2 separate regions of the Homo sapiens genome follow, and region 1 is linked to region 2. Evidence: chromatin contacts called from ENCODE Hi-C or POLR2A ChIA-PET data. All regions are on one chromosome and are shown on one strand. The core of a region is the stretch at or near the end of the contact, and the rest is flanking DNA. Distances in the headings are between cores, read along the strand shown.

Region 1 (7,230 bases), core at 2,820-5,319, 210 kb after region 2:
CCTCACCCACCACTGAGCTTTCTCATCTATATAATGGGGACTATAATGTCTACCTCCCATGGGATTTGAGGATAGTTAGGATGTGAAAATCCCCAGCATTCAGTGGGCCACAGACTCTTTCAAGACTGACACAGGTTATGAGCTCTATCCTCATTAGATGCCTATACACAAAAATTTTTACTATGGTTTTTTAGGGAGTTCATGAGCACCTTAAGCCCCTATTTGGGAAAAATCAATTTAGTGGAACAGATGTTTTTTGAGCAGCTACTATGTGCTCAATTGTTAAAAAATCCACAATATATTTGCTTGATCCTAGAATATATATAAAATACTTTTAGAATTGCTAATCCATATTTGTGTGATAAAAAATTACTAATTACTGTAAAATATTTGTTTAGAGATCTTTTTATCTTCAGATTTATATTACAGTCAAGACAAATTACTTAGGTTATTTTCTTCCTCATTCTCTTCATTGTGGTTACGTTATTCACTTGTAATACAGTTAGGTTTATATGTTACTGTCTGCATTCCATTTTGGGTTGTACCCATACTCTGCCTTTATTTATTTATTTATCTTTTTTTTTTTTTTGAGACAGGGTCTCACCCTATCACTCAGGCTGGAGTGCAGTGGTGTGGTCTCATCACAACCTCCATCTCCTGGGTTTGAGTGATTCTTGTGCCTCAGCCTCCCGAGTAGATGGGATTACAGGTGCCCAACACCACACCCAGCTAATTTTTTTGTATTTTTAGTAGAGACAGGGTTTCGCCATGTTGGCCAGGCTGGTCTTGAACTCCTGGCCTCAAGTGATCTGCCCACCTCAGCCTCCCAAAGTGCTTGGATTACAGGCATGAGCCACCATGCTTGGCTTGTTTATTTATCTTTTGAGTACAGGAAACACTAATGTTGTTCTAAAAGTCAAAACTACACTAAGGTAAGAGAAATGCCACTCCTTACCATTTCCCATTGCCCCATTCTTTTCACGTTTTTTCCATCCATCCCCTATAAGTAACCAATTAAATATTAGTTCCTAGATTCATCCTTCCTGCATTTCTTTTTGCAGAAATGAGAAGATACGTGGATATTCTTATATCTTCTTCTCTCTTATATAAAAGGTAATGAAATGCAAAAGAATATCTATATATATAGTCCCTGACTTGCAATAGTTTGACTTATGATTTTTTGACTTTATGATGGTACCAAAATGATATGCATTCAGGAGAAATACTTCCAATGTTGATCTTTTCTTGTGCTAGCAAAATATAGTACGATATTCTCTTATAATGCTTGGCGGCAACAAAGAGCCACAGCTCCCAGTCAGCCACGTGATTACCAGGGTAAACAACACATACTCTACAGTGTATAGTGTTGCCAGATGATTTTGCACAACTGTAGGCCAATGTACATGTTCTGAGCACATTTAAGGCAGGCTAGGCTAAGCTCTGATGTTCCCTAGGCTAGGTATATTGAGTACATTTTCAACTTACTATGGATTTATGCGTACGTAACCCCATTAGAGGCCGAGGAGCATCTGTAGTATTCTACATGATATAGACTCTTTCACATTTTGTTTTTTTCACTTAACAACATATCCTGGGAATCTCTCCATATTAGTTCAAGGAAATCTTACTCATTCTTATATAGTACTCCATTGAATGAATGTCCCATAGTTTCTTCAACCACTCCTCTATGTATGGGCATTTAGGTTGTTTCTAATACTTTGCAACTACAAACAATGCTGTCACAAATAACCTTGTGCGCATGCATTTTTGTATTGTTGGAGATGTAACTTCATGGCAAATTTCTAGAATTCCTAGGATCTGCTGGATCGTAAGTGCATATGAAGTTTTGTTAGATACTGCCAAATTCCCTTCCAAAGAGTTGTATCAGTTTGCATTCCCATTAGTAACATATAAATGTGCCTGTTTCCCCAGAGCTTCACCACAGTAATGGTGAAGCACTCACGCACTGTGGCTGTAAGGGGCAGAAACAGGTACATTCATGCCACAATATCTGGAACCTGCCCACTTTTCAGCAAATACCACAGCTAACACCCTGGTCTAGGCCGCCATCATGTCTTCCTCAGGCTACTGCAGTTGCTTCCTGTCTCCTTCTTACAGTCTTAGCTCCATAGAGCATCAGGGATCCTTTAAAAAGATGACTCCCTGTTCAAAATTCTCCAGTGGCTTCCCATCTTCCTCAGAATAAAATCCAATCCTAGCACATGAGGCCCTAAGAGTCTGGCTTCCAGCTTCATCTCCTGCCGCTTCCTTTTTCATTTGCTCTGCTCCAGCTACGCTGGCTTCCTGCATATGGCAAGGATCTCTGCACTTGTTCCCGCTCCCCAAGATACTCTTCCCCAGATATCCACAAGGCTTACTCCCTCACAACTCTGCCCTAATGTCACTTTAGGAGAGGCCTTTTCCCTGAACCAGCTTCAAACAGTGTTCCCTCTTCCTTCTCCATCCCCTCACCCTGCTTTACTTTTCTTCATGACATTCACCAATACCTGACATACTGTATTTACTGGCTGATCAATTGGTCATTTGCTTATCCACCTTTCAGTGGAATGTAAGGTTTATGAAGGCAGAAACTTTTTGTTGGGATATAATAAGCAACTAATATGTATTCGTTCAATGAATGAAATGTATGCTAATGAACAGTGGCTCAGACTTTCTTCTTCCTATTGTCTCTTAGGCACAAATAATTCATCCTCCCCTGAACTCCGTTTGGACTTTTCTTTGCAAACTGTTTGACTGTTAATCATTACTATCTTGTGAAATTTCTTATACTCTATTCTGAATTACCACAGCTTATCCCTTTTTATTTAACTTATCACTTGCTTACTTATTTCTCCCAACTGCATCACAAAACCACTTAAAGACAGGAAGAGTATATTATTCCTGTTTCTGTTTTCCTGCATGGCAATGCATGGTACCCAGCATTGATCAGGGACTTGATAAATTTGTTGACTGTTCAATACTGATATACAATGCTGTTACTTTAAATGAATAGGGATAAAATTTAAAAATTATAGCTGATTAGAATGAGATCAATTGTAACCATGCTATAATAATTACTATTCCAAAAATGAACCTGAGCAATGTCCCAGTTTACAGGGAGAGAAAAAGACAAGGAGAGGGAGAGAGAATAGCTGCCTCTGAATTTAGACAAGCAATATTTTATCTACCTCCTTAGCTCCAGAAAGGTCACTCTGCCCCTTTTCCTATCACAGAAAGAACAGCATCTAAAAACAATTTCTGATGCTCAGTTCCTAGAAATTTTCATAGCACTAGTTCTGTCCTTTATAAACACTCTAATCCCTGGGAAATCAATTCTCTGGCAATTATTTCGATCGCTAAATTCTGTCCAATGAGACCAGTAGCTGGTGAGGAATGGTGTTTATAAGATTCAGCTTCATCCAAGTAGAAGAGAGTATGATTTCACCTAGGCTGAGAAGCAGCCTGCCTCTGCAGATTCTCAAAAGTTGGATACAACTTTAAGACCAGCTACTAACTCAGCCCTTGGCCATGCTGTATCCAGTGAGACCAAACCAGAACAAAAACTGATTATTAGGAATCACTGCAACATTGGGAAAGGAGTTGTTTTCAAACTAGTCTGGTACAGAAAGTGACAAAATGGTCAGGCTGTACAGTGGGAGATACCCACACTTGCAAAGACTGTGAGTAATGGTGAAACTACTGTTACCACATAATAGCAGCTGTATTTACATAACAGCTGCAATTTCAAACTTACTCTCAAGCTAAAAAAATGCTGCGTGATAAGTGGCTGAGGCATTTTGTGTCAAAATATATGATGCATTTCTTTCAATGTCTAGGTGTGGCTATTTTGAGGTAGCAAAAGTTATGTGGACAAGTAAGAATTTATTCCTTTTCTGAGAATGCCAGGATGGGAAGTCAATCTCTATTCTTACTCTACAAAGAATTCCTGGAAGTTCTTCCCAATCTTTGCACAAATATGGACAAGGCTGTCATCCTGCTTACCGTGTCTGCTGATAAACCGGATACAGCTTTCCACCACCAGAGGAATTGCCTGGCTGGAGTCCTGAAAAGCCAAAGGGAAACACAACATTAGAATATTCAAACAGGGATAGCCCAGGGTCAGAGAAAACGGGCCAAACCGTGCAGAACTGTCTTAGCGGATCACCAGCCGGTCTACAAAGAAGCACCTGGCCTGTCCTCCAAGTTCCAGAGCACAAAAATACAACCACCCACATGGAATGCTACACAGATGCCTTAAAGTTAGCATGTCCTAAACAAAACTGATCATCTTCTGCCCCAAACCAGTTTCTCACCACCTTCTCCACCACCTAATTAATTAATATTCTGTCATGTCTGCCTTCTAAATATCTCTCAAATCCATTCGCTTCTCTCTATCTCAACTGCCCCCAACCTAGTTCAATCCACCAATACCTCAATTCCCATCCTTGCCATCTTCTGACCCGCATTTCTCTTCCTTCACATAGTAATTAGGTAATCTTAAAAGGGCACATTTCATTATTTAAACTCTTTCAAAGACCTCTCATTACTCTCTTACACGGCCTTGCATGCCAGGAATACTGCCTGTGCCTCCAGTTCCACTGCCTGTTCTTTCCCCTAGCTTCTGCTACAGCTATGCTGGCCACGTTTCTGTTCTGCAAAGTCCTCCTTTGCCTCGTGGCTTTGCATGAGCTGCTCCTGCTGGGGGTATGTTCTCCTCAACCCTGACTGTGACTCCAATGTGTGGATGTGAATATTTGTTGGCACTTGTCACCACTACAGCTCAAACTTCACAAGAGCAGATCCTATGTCAATTCCTGGGTGTCCAGGGTTGGCCATGATGCTCTCACATAAGAGGTGCTCAATTATTCTCAGTTGAAGGTAGCAGAATGAACCAATGGGAGCTTCAGAAAGAGGGTTTGTTTGGTATAAAGGTAAGATAGAAAAGAAAAACTAACTCTAAATAGTGGGGACTAACAGGTACTAAGCAAAGAAGCAGGCCTCCCAGATGTCAATCTTTGCTCTGTTGTTTTGCTTCACAGTCTGGCTCATGTCACTGAACTTTTTTGGGCCTCAATTTGCCTTCTACAGACTGGGGAGGGGACTGGAGGCAAGGAGAGTAATATTTCCTATTAACACATGAACATTAGTGCCTACCATTTATAGAGGAATTTAAAGAGGTGTGAGGCCATGTACTAAGTCCTTTAGATGGACTAGTGCTGGTAACAATCCTATGGAGTACATATTATTATTATTATACTCATTAAAATGAAAAAGTGAGGCCAGGTGCGGTCGCTCACACCTGTAATCCCAGCACTTTGAGAGGCCGAGGCCAGCAGATCACTTGAGATCAAGAGTGTGAGACCAGCCTGGGCAACAGACTCTGTCTCTACTAAAAATAGCCTGGCATGGTGTTGCACACCTGTGGTCCCAGCTACTTGCGAGGCTGAGGTGGGAGGACTGCTTGAGCCCAGAGGACAGAGGTTGCACTGAGCCAAGATCAAGCCACTGCACTCCAGCCTGGGTGATGGAGCGGGACCCTGTCTCAAAAAAGAAAAAGAAAAGAAAAATGAAGAAATGAAGGCTTAGTGAGGTTAAGTAGCTGCTATGGTCACACAGCTGGCAAGTGGCAAAACCAGGATTCAAACCCAGGCAATCTCCCTCGGAGACCTAACACTTTGCCACTACCCATACTGCACCCTAGGCATTCAGCAAACATTGCCAGGTGTGCATACCAAGTATTACTCAAAACTAGTAGGGTTTTATTTTATATATACAATTTCTTTTTCTTTTTTTTTTTTTTTTTTGAGACAGAGTCTCAATCAGTCGCCCAGGCCAGACAGAGTGCAGTGGTGCGATCTCAGGTCACTGCAAGCTCTGCCTCCCAGGTTCATGCCTTTCTCCTGCCTCAGCTTCCCGAGTAGCTGGGAATACAGGCACCTGCCACTATGCCCAGCTAATTTTTTTGTATTTTTAGTAGAGACAGGGTTTCATTGTGTTAGCCAGGACGGTCTCGATCTCCTGACCTCGTGATCCGCCTGTCTCGGCCTCCCAAAGTGCTGCGATTACAGGCGTGAGTCACCACGCCCGGCCTATTTTATATTTTAAATTAATTTATTGTTTTTAGAGACAGGGTTTCCCTCTGTAGCCTAGGCTGGAGTGCAGTGGTGCGATCATAGCTCAATGTAACCTTGAGCAAATAGTCTCAAGTGATCCTCCTGCCTCAGCCTCCTGAGTAGCTGGAACTACAGGTACCCAGACCACACCCAGCACGTTTTTATTTTACATAGAGGGTCTTGCTATGTTGCCCAGGCTGGTCTCAAACTCCTAGCCTCAAGTAATCCTCCTGCCTTAGCCTCCCAAAGCACTGGGATTACAGGTATGAACCATCGTGCCTGGCCTAAACCAGTAGGGTTTTATAATGCAGCTGAATGTACAATAATTCAGCTGTGTGGAAGAAAGAGATCAGGGAGAGGGGACCGAACTTAACTAGAAAGGGCTTTAGATGTTCAGGACAGAGACCAGACTGTCAAGTGCGATGGGTCTGTGTAGCTTCTGCCCGTTTGACAGGTCTGCGTGGATCCCCCCCCTGGCTCTGAATTTGCCACTGTAGCCATAGGGTTTGGCCACTATTAGGCAAGCAGCTGGGTCTCACAAAAAAGTCAGGCTGAGAGAAAAGCTGGCTTAGCCTCTACCTCTCAAGCTTTCTGGGAACCAGGGATGATGCCAAAGGGAGTACTGTATGTGCCAAGTTGGAGCTGGTGTCAGGACGGTCGCAGCGACCCAAATGCTCATCTTCATGACCCCCAAACCCATCTGCTTCCTCCAGCTTTCCAGCTACAGCAGCCAGTGTCTGTCCTCTTGTCGGCATCACTGACTGGCTGGTTAGGCTAGGGTGATCTCAGGGGAAGAATCTTTGTCTTCTCTTCCCTATTCTAAGGAAGAAACTGGGTTCCACTATGAAAATGCCAGAAAAGCTCAATCTGGGGGGAGTCTTTTTATGTTTACAGACTTCTGTTATTACATTTCTCATTTACAAATAATAGCAGCAGAAGAATGAAACTAGATCCTATCTCTCACCATATAGAAAAACAAATCAAAATGGATTAAAGACTTCAATGTAAGACCTGAACTATGAAATGACTAAAAAAAAAACCATTGGGGCAATGCTTCAAGGGTACTGGTCTGGGCAAAGATTTTTTGAGTAAGACCTCAAAAGCATAGGCAACAAAA
Region 2 (7,240 bases), core at 952-3,451:
TCAGAAGGATTGCAGAGTACATTTGAACAGGGGGGACATTTGGTTTCATCTATCATCATGAAGGTGTCATAGACACCATCCCCCAACCTAGTTAAAAGGATTACAGACAAAATCTGTCAGGAACTGAAGAATATAGAATCCTATGTCTTAACTGCTTCATATCTGCTACAAGGAACAGTAATAGAAATAAATGTCTACACTACATTTTGGCACTGAATACAAACAACTGGGGTATTTGGAAGAGGTACAGAGGAAATCCAACTTTTGTTTTTCAAGGACAGCATTTCTAGGTTTGTATTTTAAAACAGTTGAAACAAGTCCTTCTGAATGTTGTTAAACACAATAAGGACTATCAGAAGGATCTCATAATAACTTACTACTTGAAAATAAAGGCTAGTTTGAAACTGAAGCTCACAGAGAAAAAAACAGACCAGAAAAAACTAACAGAGGTAATAGTTTCTCAAGTCAGAGACTTGGATTCTAATCTCAGCTCTAACACTGGCTGTGCTACCTTCTCCTCTGAGCCTGTCTTCCCCAGTGCTACCTTCTCCTCTGAGCCTGTCTTCCCCATGTTAATGGGAAGACTAGCTCCAGTCTTCACACTTCTGGGTCTTACAGGCAAGAAATAAAAGGCCTTTTTAAGGCTGTCTTCTCTTTATTCATTTACTTACTTACCTACTTACATCTACCTAACCTGCAGAAAAATACAGTAAGTACTACAGCAAACGCTAAAAGGATGCTCTAAATTATAAAATGTATTGAATTTACTTCTCTTTCCACTTCATTTTCTGGTGGATGGTGGAGGCAAAATTCTAAATGATTAAGGATCACTTCTCTGTTCTTTAACACTGTGGCTCCACCACTGTAAGGGAACACAAAAGACGGAGAGGATTTATTTAATCCACAAGATGGCCCTGAATAATGTATTTCATCTGCTACCAAGAACACGGATTTCCCAGTTACACACATCAGCATTTCATTGTATCATTTTACATGATACACTATGAATATAACAATGATGATGTTGCAGAGGAATAATTTTTTAACGTCTTTTAAAATATCCTGGAATATTCTGGTCACCTTAAAAACTGTTTTGTGAAATTCATTCTAGAGTTTTCTTTATAGATGTGTTATAAAAATATAAAGGGAAAAAAACCGCTACAAATATTTTTGGAATGCTCTTTTTAAAAACATGCTCACATTCTGATAGAATTATTTATATTTTTAACAGGGAATGGCTTCACCAACAGAAACCAAATATTCTGGATGTGACTGACCCTTTGCCATAAGCCTGATAAAACAAACCAGGATAGGCGTCCACATATATAAAGAAAAAGAAAACGTGCAAAATTGCCTAGTGACTAACAGCCAGAGGAAATTAACAAGAGTCTGCATGCAAATAAAGCGGGGAGCAAGGGTCTCTTCTCTCCATTTAGGTGTAAAATACAACGCAAGGTGGGGAATCTCTCAAAATAGGATCCGGAGAAAGCCGTACCCAGCATAGCCCATAACCTGTACATTCGAAGCTAGACCGCACCCCTCACAGCAAACCCCAAGAGTTCAGCCGTTGGTTATCCGCTCTAAGCAACAGGGCTTCTTTCCAAGGTATTGCTCCCGGGCTCCCCCCCTTTAATAAAAAGCCCCACAAAAAGTCCTAGATTTTCGTAATCCCTTAACATATACCCCGATCTAGGGTTTCAGAGGGAATCCAGGGGTGGAAATTCTTCTTGCTCTAACTCCGCTCTAGCCCCGTCCCCCGCGCCCGGTGAGACAGGGATGGGGGGAGGGGGCCCTGATAGAGAGGAGGTGGGGGCGGTCCCGGGGAGGCAGTCAGACCCCTGCCCTCGTCCCTCCTACTGAGGGCTCACTCTACCTCCTCCCCACCCCCAAGCTTCGCTTGCCAGCGCCAGCCGCTCCCTGTGGCGCCTCCAGCCCGTTACCCCGTGGCGCCGTTACCTCCGCTGCTGGGGCGGGAGCCCGGCCCCAGGCGGCCCCGCATCCTTCCGCCCAGGCCCACGAGCTGTGCCTCCCATCTCCTAGCTCGGGACCCCGCGCGGGGAGAGGCGCCAGTTGGGGGTCCGGTCGGCCACGCCACCTACGCCGGGACGGCTGCCTCCGCGGCGCGACGCTCCCACGGGTACTCTCGACCAGACACTGCAGCTCAGCGCACTTTCGCTCCCGACTGGCCCCGGCTGGGAAGTGGGGAGACGCAGCTCCAGGGGCGGGAGGGGGAGCGGTCTGGTCGCCTAGCAACCGCGGCACGCCCCCGGGAAACGCCTCGGCGCAGCTACGGGCTGACGCACAGGGGCGGGGCCCGTGGCCGGTAAAGGCCACGCGGCGCTCCTAGCGGGTGCTAGTACTGGCGCGGGAGGCGGGAGGTTGGAGGCGAGGAGCTCGCGGCCTAGGCTGTTTGGGTCCCTGGCGCGAGCTGTAGACGGAGAGAGGGGTCCGGAGAAGGAGGGGTGAAAGTAGCAGTTAGCCCGCGATCTCAGAAGGGCTGCCCGCCCCTCACGGTCCCTTAATAGCACGTTGCGTCCTGGAAGTTCTAAAACGTCCCGCTTCAATATGAATTTTAAATTAGTGAAAACATATGTGTATTGTTTTAGGCTTTCCCACCGCGGGGACGGCCCTCCGGGGGTTGGTGAGTTACATAAGAAAGCAATAATAATAAACCCATTTATTGACACGATGCTTCCATTTATGAACATTTGATCTCAGTAACGGAGGTACCCGACGACTTTCGTCTTTTACAGACTTAGCTGGGATGCAGAATAGAAGCTGGGCCTTTGTCTGACTACCCTGCAACAGTCAGCCACAGACGGGAAGGCAGCGCAGGAAACTGAGGCCAAAGGAGCCGCGCTTCCTCATGAGCATGAAGCGGCAAAGCCTGAACTAGAAGCTTCTAACGCCTAACCGTCCTCTTGCCGCACCAGGACCTACCTCTGCAAGGCCCTTCCTGACTTTTTCCTTAGAATGTGTGTATATGTGTCTTTTTCCTTTTCTGATGCTAAGACACCTCAGAAACACCAATGTTAAGCAGATTTCCATCGTTGGAGGTTAAAACACCCGAATACAAGTGTTTTCTTGAGTGTGGCATCTGGTCAGATGTTTTATGGGTTGGTTTGTTTTTAAAAAAAAAAAATTTCCTGTTAGATGGGTGGTAAGAACCAGTCAGAGTTTGTAAACCCACCAAGCACGAGGCGGTCGGACCGTCCAGATTCTGGAGTCCAGAAGACACCAAACGTTCTCAGAATGCCGAACGCGGGCGCCACCTGGTGGGACTAGAACGCTTATTGTCCCAAATCAGCATAGCACACAGTTCCCATAAATCTTAAAAATTCCCATCCAAGGCTCATTTCCGTGTGACTAAAAGTCATATTCTCTGTTCTCGTGACTCCAAGTAAAAATGTCCCTAAAGAGCCAAAGTATCTTCACTGTATAAACTAATAATCTATTGGTTTGGGGAATTTTATTTTTTGTGATCAATGTTACTTTAGCCTTTCTATGATATACATATAAATAAAAAAGTTTTCTTCCATGATGATTTTTTAAAGTTTATTTTATAAATAAACTTTTTCTTTTTGTCTCTCCCTTCCCCCACTTTGCAACCAGAGCAATTCTGCTTTCACAGGGGTTTGTATTTGGGCTCTTACGAAGCTTTTGTTTGAAGAAAGAGTTCCATGGCAACGCAAAGATTGGACGAGGTTACTGTTGAAGTCCCTTCCAGCTCTAAGATTGCAAAATTCTATTAAATAATCCCCGTTCTCAGTACTTATGTAGACACCTCAGACCACTTTACTGCCCTCCCTAAACAGTTGAATGAGACTTGCCCCCACATGATTTCTTACCTCATTCTGAATCACTGCTCGTGAGAGGATTGCATCCGCAGTCTGTGCTTAAGACACATCTTCCAGAGCCAAGTGGAAGGGTTCCTGCTCCCTTTCTTGCTCCTAAGGTGGGAAATACAGAGGCCGCCTTTGTCTTTCGCCTATTGTTCCCATGGTCAAGGGAAAGAGGACTCCTCGAGGGTGCTGGAGCTTCATAAATCTCTGACCTTAGTGACCCAATGTTTCTTCAAAGATCCCCTGTATGATGGGGTTAACGTCCCATAAGGGATCTGGCAGGAGCCTCCACACCCCTGCTGAGCGCTGCCCTGTCCCCTCCAGCTCCCAAGCAGCTTCCACATCATTCATGCCCTTTCTTCCCCTCCAAAGCCTCATTCAAGAGTAGTTTAAAATCACCATTATCATTCTCCATGCAGTTAAAGTCAGATTTACCCACCATGAATTAGCCAAAAGTCATATAAGATGCATGTCTGTCCTTTGAAGCCAATTCCAAGACATCTGCAAAATAAGGTACCTGCAAGTTCTAATACATTGACTAAGGAAATAAACAACAGTAAAAAAGATGCAACTATTCCAGGATCTTAAAAACCCACTGGGACATTCACAATGTGATCAAAGTTTCAAATGCACAGATTAAGAAAACATCCCCGTGGCCACATTTACCTGGAATTTTGTGATAAAATAGCTGTTAGTAGGTTATGTTAAGTTTGGACAAGTTTCATTGACATTTCTGTACAGCAAAATGTGCCATAATGCCTACTGTGACATGTGCATCACAGAATTGGAAAATATTTTTTAAAAATCACTGGAGAGAACCAGTGAAACTTACTTTTTTCCTCAAGCTATGTTAACCTCAAATTGACCCGTGTTCCTGAAATGTATACTTGCTATTTTTTTCAGAAACACTGAAATCTAGCTCACTGGAACACTAAAGCCATGGCTTATTTTTCTGGAGCCTCAGAAAACTGTCTCTCTTCTATACCTCAGGCATCTCCTGTTCTTATGCCCTCCCCTCTCCACCAAGATTTGAAAAATGCCCCTTATTAACAAAGCAAACAAAAGCCATGCCCGCAGTGCTGTAGTACAGCTACAACTAAGACACACTTAGTTCTGTGTCTCCTAAACCCTAAAGGTTGTCCTTATTATCACAAACTCTTCACCTATTTTTCTTTTCCAAAACTTTTGCCATCTTTTTCCACTTGTTCCTCCTAAGTCAGCGTGACCAGTTCCACCTATAGCCCTGAGGGGTCCTATGAAGCTTCATTTCTGAAATCTTGAAACCAAACCAGGAGTCTTTCTAATCATCATTACCATTTGCTAAGTATTTATTATGTTCCAAGCACTATCTGAAGCACTTTAACATATTTGCTCATTTAAAACTCACAGTAGTCCCGTGAGATAGGTATTATCTCCATCCTACACTTCAGAAAACAGTCTCAGAGTTTAATAACTTGCCCAAGGTCACCCAGCCAGTAAGTGATGAACTGAAATTCAAACCCTGGTCTGTTTGGTTGAAAAACTCAGCCCCTCGACTGCCTGTATTCCACCTGTATTCCCTGAGCCTGGCAGGCTAGCCCAGGCTAGACCACTGGACCCTTGAATTCTGTGACATAGTTTCTCTTGATTTAAGATTCTGAAGATGGTAAGCAGAATGATAGTTCCCCAAAGATGTCCGCATCCTAATTCCAAGAATCTGTAAATATGTCACTTTACTTGACAAAAAGGGACTTAGCAAATGTGATGAAGTTAAGGATCTTGAGATGGGGTGATTTTCCTAGATTATCTGAGTGGGCCCACTGTAATCACAGGAGTCCTTTTAAGATGGAAGGGGAGGCCAGGTGCAGTAACTCATGCCTGTAATCCCAGCACTTTGGGAGGCCGAAGTGGGCGGATCACCTGAGGTCAGGAGTTCGAGACCACCCTGGCCAACATGGTGAAACCCCGTCTCTACTAAAAACACAAAAATTAGCTGGGCATGGTGGTGTGTGCCTGTAGTCCCAACTACTCGGGAGGCTGAGGCAGGAGAATCACTTGAACCCAGGAGGCTGAGGTTGCAGTGAGCAGAGATCACGCCACTGCACTCCAGCCTGGGTGACAGAGTGAGACTCCATCTAAAAAAAAAGGATGGAAGGGGAAAGCAGGAGGGTCAGAGAGGGAAATGTGACCATGGAACAGAGGTCAGAGAGGGAAAGAGATTTGAAGATGCTGTTGTTGGTCTTGAAGATGGAGGAGGGGGCCGTGAGTTAAGGAATGAAGGTGGCCTCTAGAAGCTGGAAAAGGCAGGGAAACAAATTTTCTTCTAGAGCTTCCAGAAGGAACGAATCTCTGCTTACACCTCAATTTTAGGAGTTCTGACTTCCAGAACTGTAAGATAATAAATTTTCCTTGTTTCAAGCCACTAAATTTGTAATTTGTTGCATTAAAGCTTAGGAACCTTGGGTACTGTAATAGATTAAACATAGCACATCCTTTGCAGCTGTTCCCAGGGAGTAGAGGAAACAATTTTCCTGGTTCTTGAAGCTGACTGGCCACGTGACTTGATTTGACCAATAACACGTGAGGAATTTAGGCGCTTAGGCCTCAGGAGACCCCCCTTACAGCTTCTTCTCTCTTGCTCTTAGATGCTGCCACCATGTGGACAAGTCTGAGCTGGATTTCTGTAGTCCTCAGCTAATACCAATTGCCAGACAAGTGAGGGAAGCCACCTGGCTGAGTTGCCAGCTGACAGCAGCCATATGAGAGTTCCACGTAAAGCTAGCAGAAGAACCTCTTGGCTGCACCCCACCCAAATCAACAGCCCCTTGAGAATTATGAGCAAATAAAATGATTACTTTAAGCCACTAAGCTTTGGGGTATGGCAATAAATAAATGATAGGGGTACTTTTGAAAAATACCAATTATGCCTACCCTCCATCCCACCAGATCTAATGATGAACAGTTTCTTGGTAAGGATCTCTGCTCATATTTTTATTGTGGCTGTTGTTCATCAGCCAGGTTTGGAAATCACTACTGTAGACCTTGGAGACCAAGTCCTATTGAGTCATCTGGCTCATGGAAGGTCTTAGAAGACCAATGCACCTGCTCTATTCACAGCATTTGGGCCAAGGAACTAGTTCTCTCTCAATCACCTAGTGTACAGGTTAGGGCTTTTTCTATTGCAAATATCAAACTAAATCTGTTTAAAGAAAATGTACTAGCCGAGTGCGGTGGCTCACGCCTGTAATCCCAGGACTTTGGGAGGCTGAGGCAGGTGGATCACCTGAGGTCAGGAGTTCGAGACCAGCCTGGCCGACATGGTGAAACCTCATCTCTACTAAAAATACAAAAATTAACCAGGTGTGGTGGCGGGCACCTGTAATCCCAGCTACTTGGGAGGCTGAGGCTGGATAATGGCT

What was found. A loop is a pair of places that touch in the nucleus more often than their neighbours do. ChIA-PET counts read pairs that join two places held with the same protein, here RNA polymerase II (POLR2A). Pooled maps may share reads with other maps.
Region 1: a loop to region 2 is called in a pooled map, with 2.8 times the contacts of the local background. The contact joins the enhancer-like site here to the promoter of DYRK3 in region 2. A Hi-C loop is called at or near these places in 3 of 50 pooled maps. POLR2A ChIA-PET finds 5 or more read pairs at or near these places in 3 of 52 experiments (BJ, GM12878 and activated T-cell).

What each region holds. Positions count from the first base shown.
Region 1 is chr1:206,426,995-206,434,224 of GRCh38, reverse strand. SRGAP2 (SLIT-ROBO Rho GTPase activating protein 2) reads right to left here. Exons shown (of 23, transcript NM_015326.5): 14 at 4,003-4,063. Among named protein-coding and RNA genes, the nearest start is that of IKBKE, 40 kb to the left of the region's middle. Within about 2 kb of position 4,069, at least 6 of the 41 ENCODE cell types and tissues checked have a DNase peak (open chromatin) inside an H3K27ac peak, as active enhancers do.
Region 2 is chr1:206,630,497-206,637,736 of GRCh38, reverse strand. DYRK3 (dual specificity tyrosine phosphorylation regulated kinase 3) reads right to left here and starts at 2,201. Exons shown (of 3, transcript NM_003582.4): 1 at 1,957-2,201; 2 at 1-87. The coding sequence starts at 2,033. DYRK3-AS1 (DYRK3 antisense RNA 1) reads left to right here and starts at 2,069. Exons shown (of 2, transcript NR_183645.1): 1 at 2,069-2,137; 2 at 2,754-3,541. RefSeq lists silencers at 1,762-1,871, 1,922-2,341 and an enhancer at 6,346-6,415.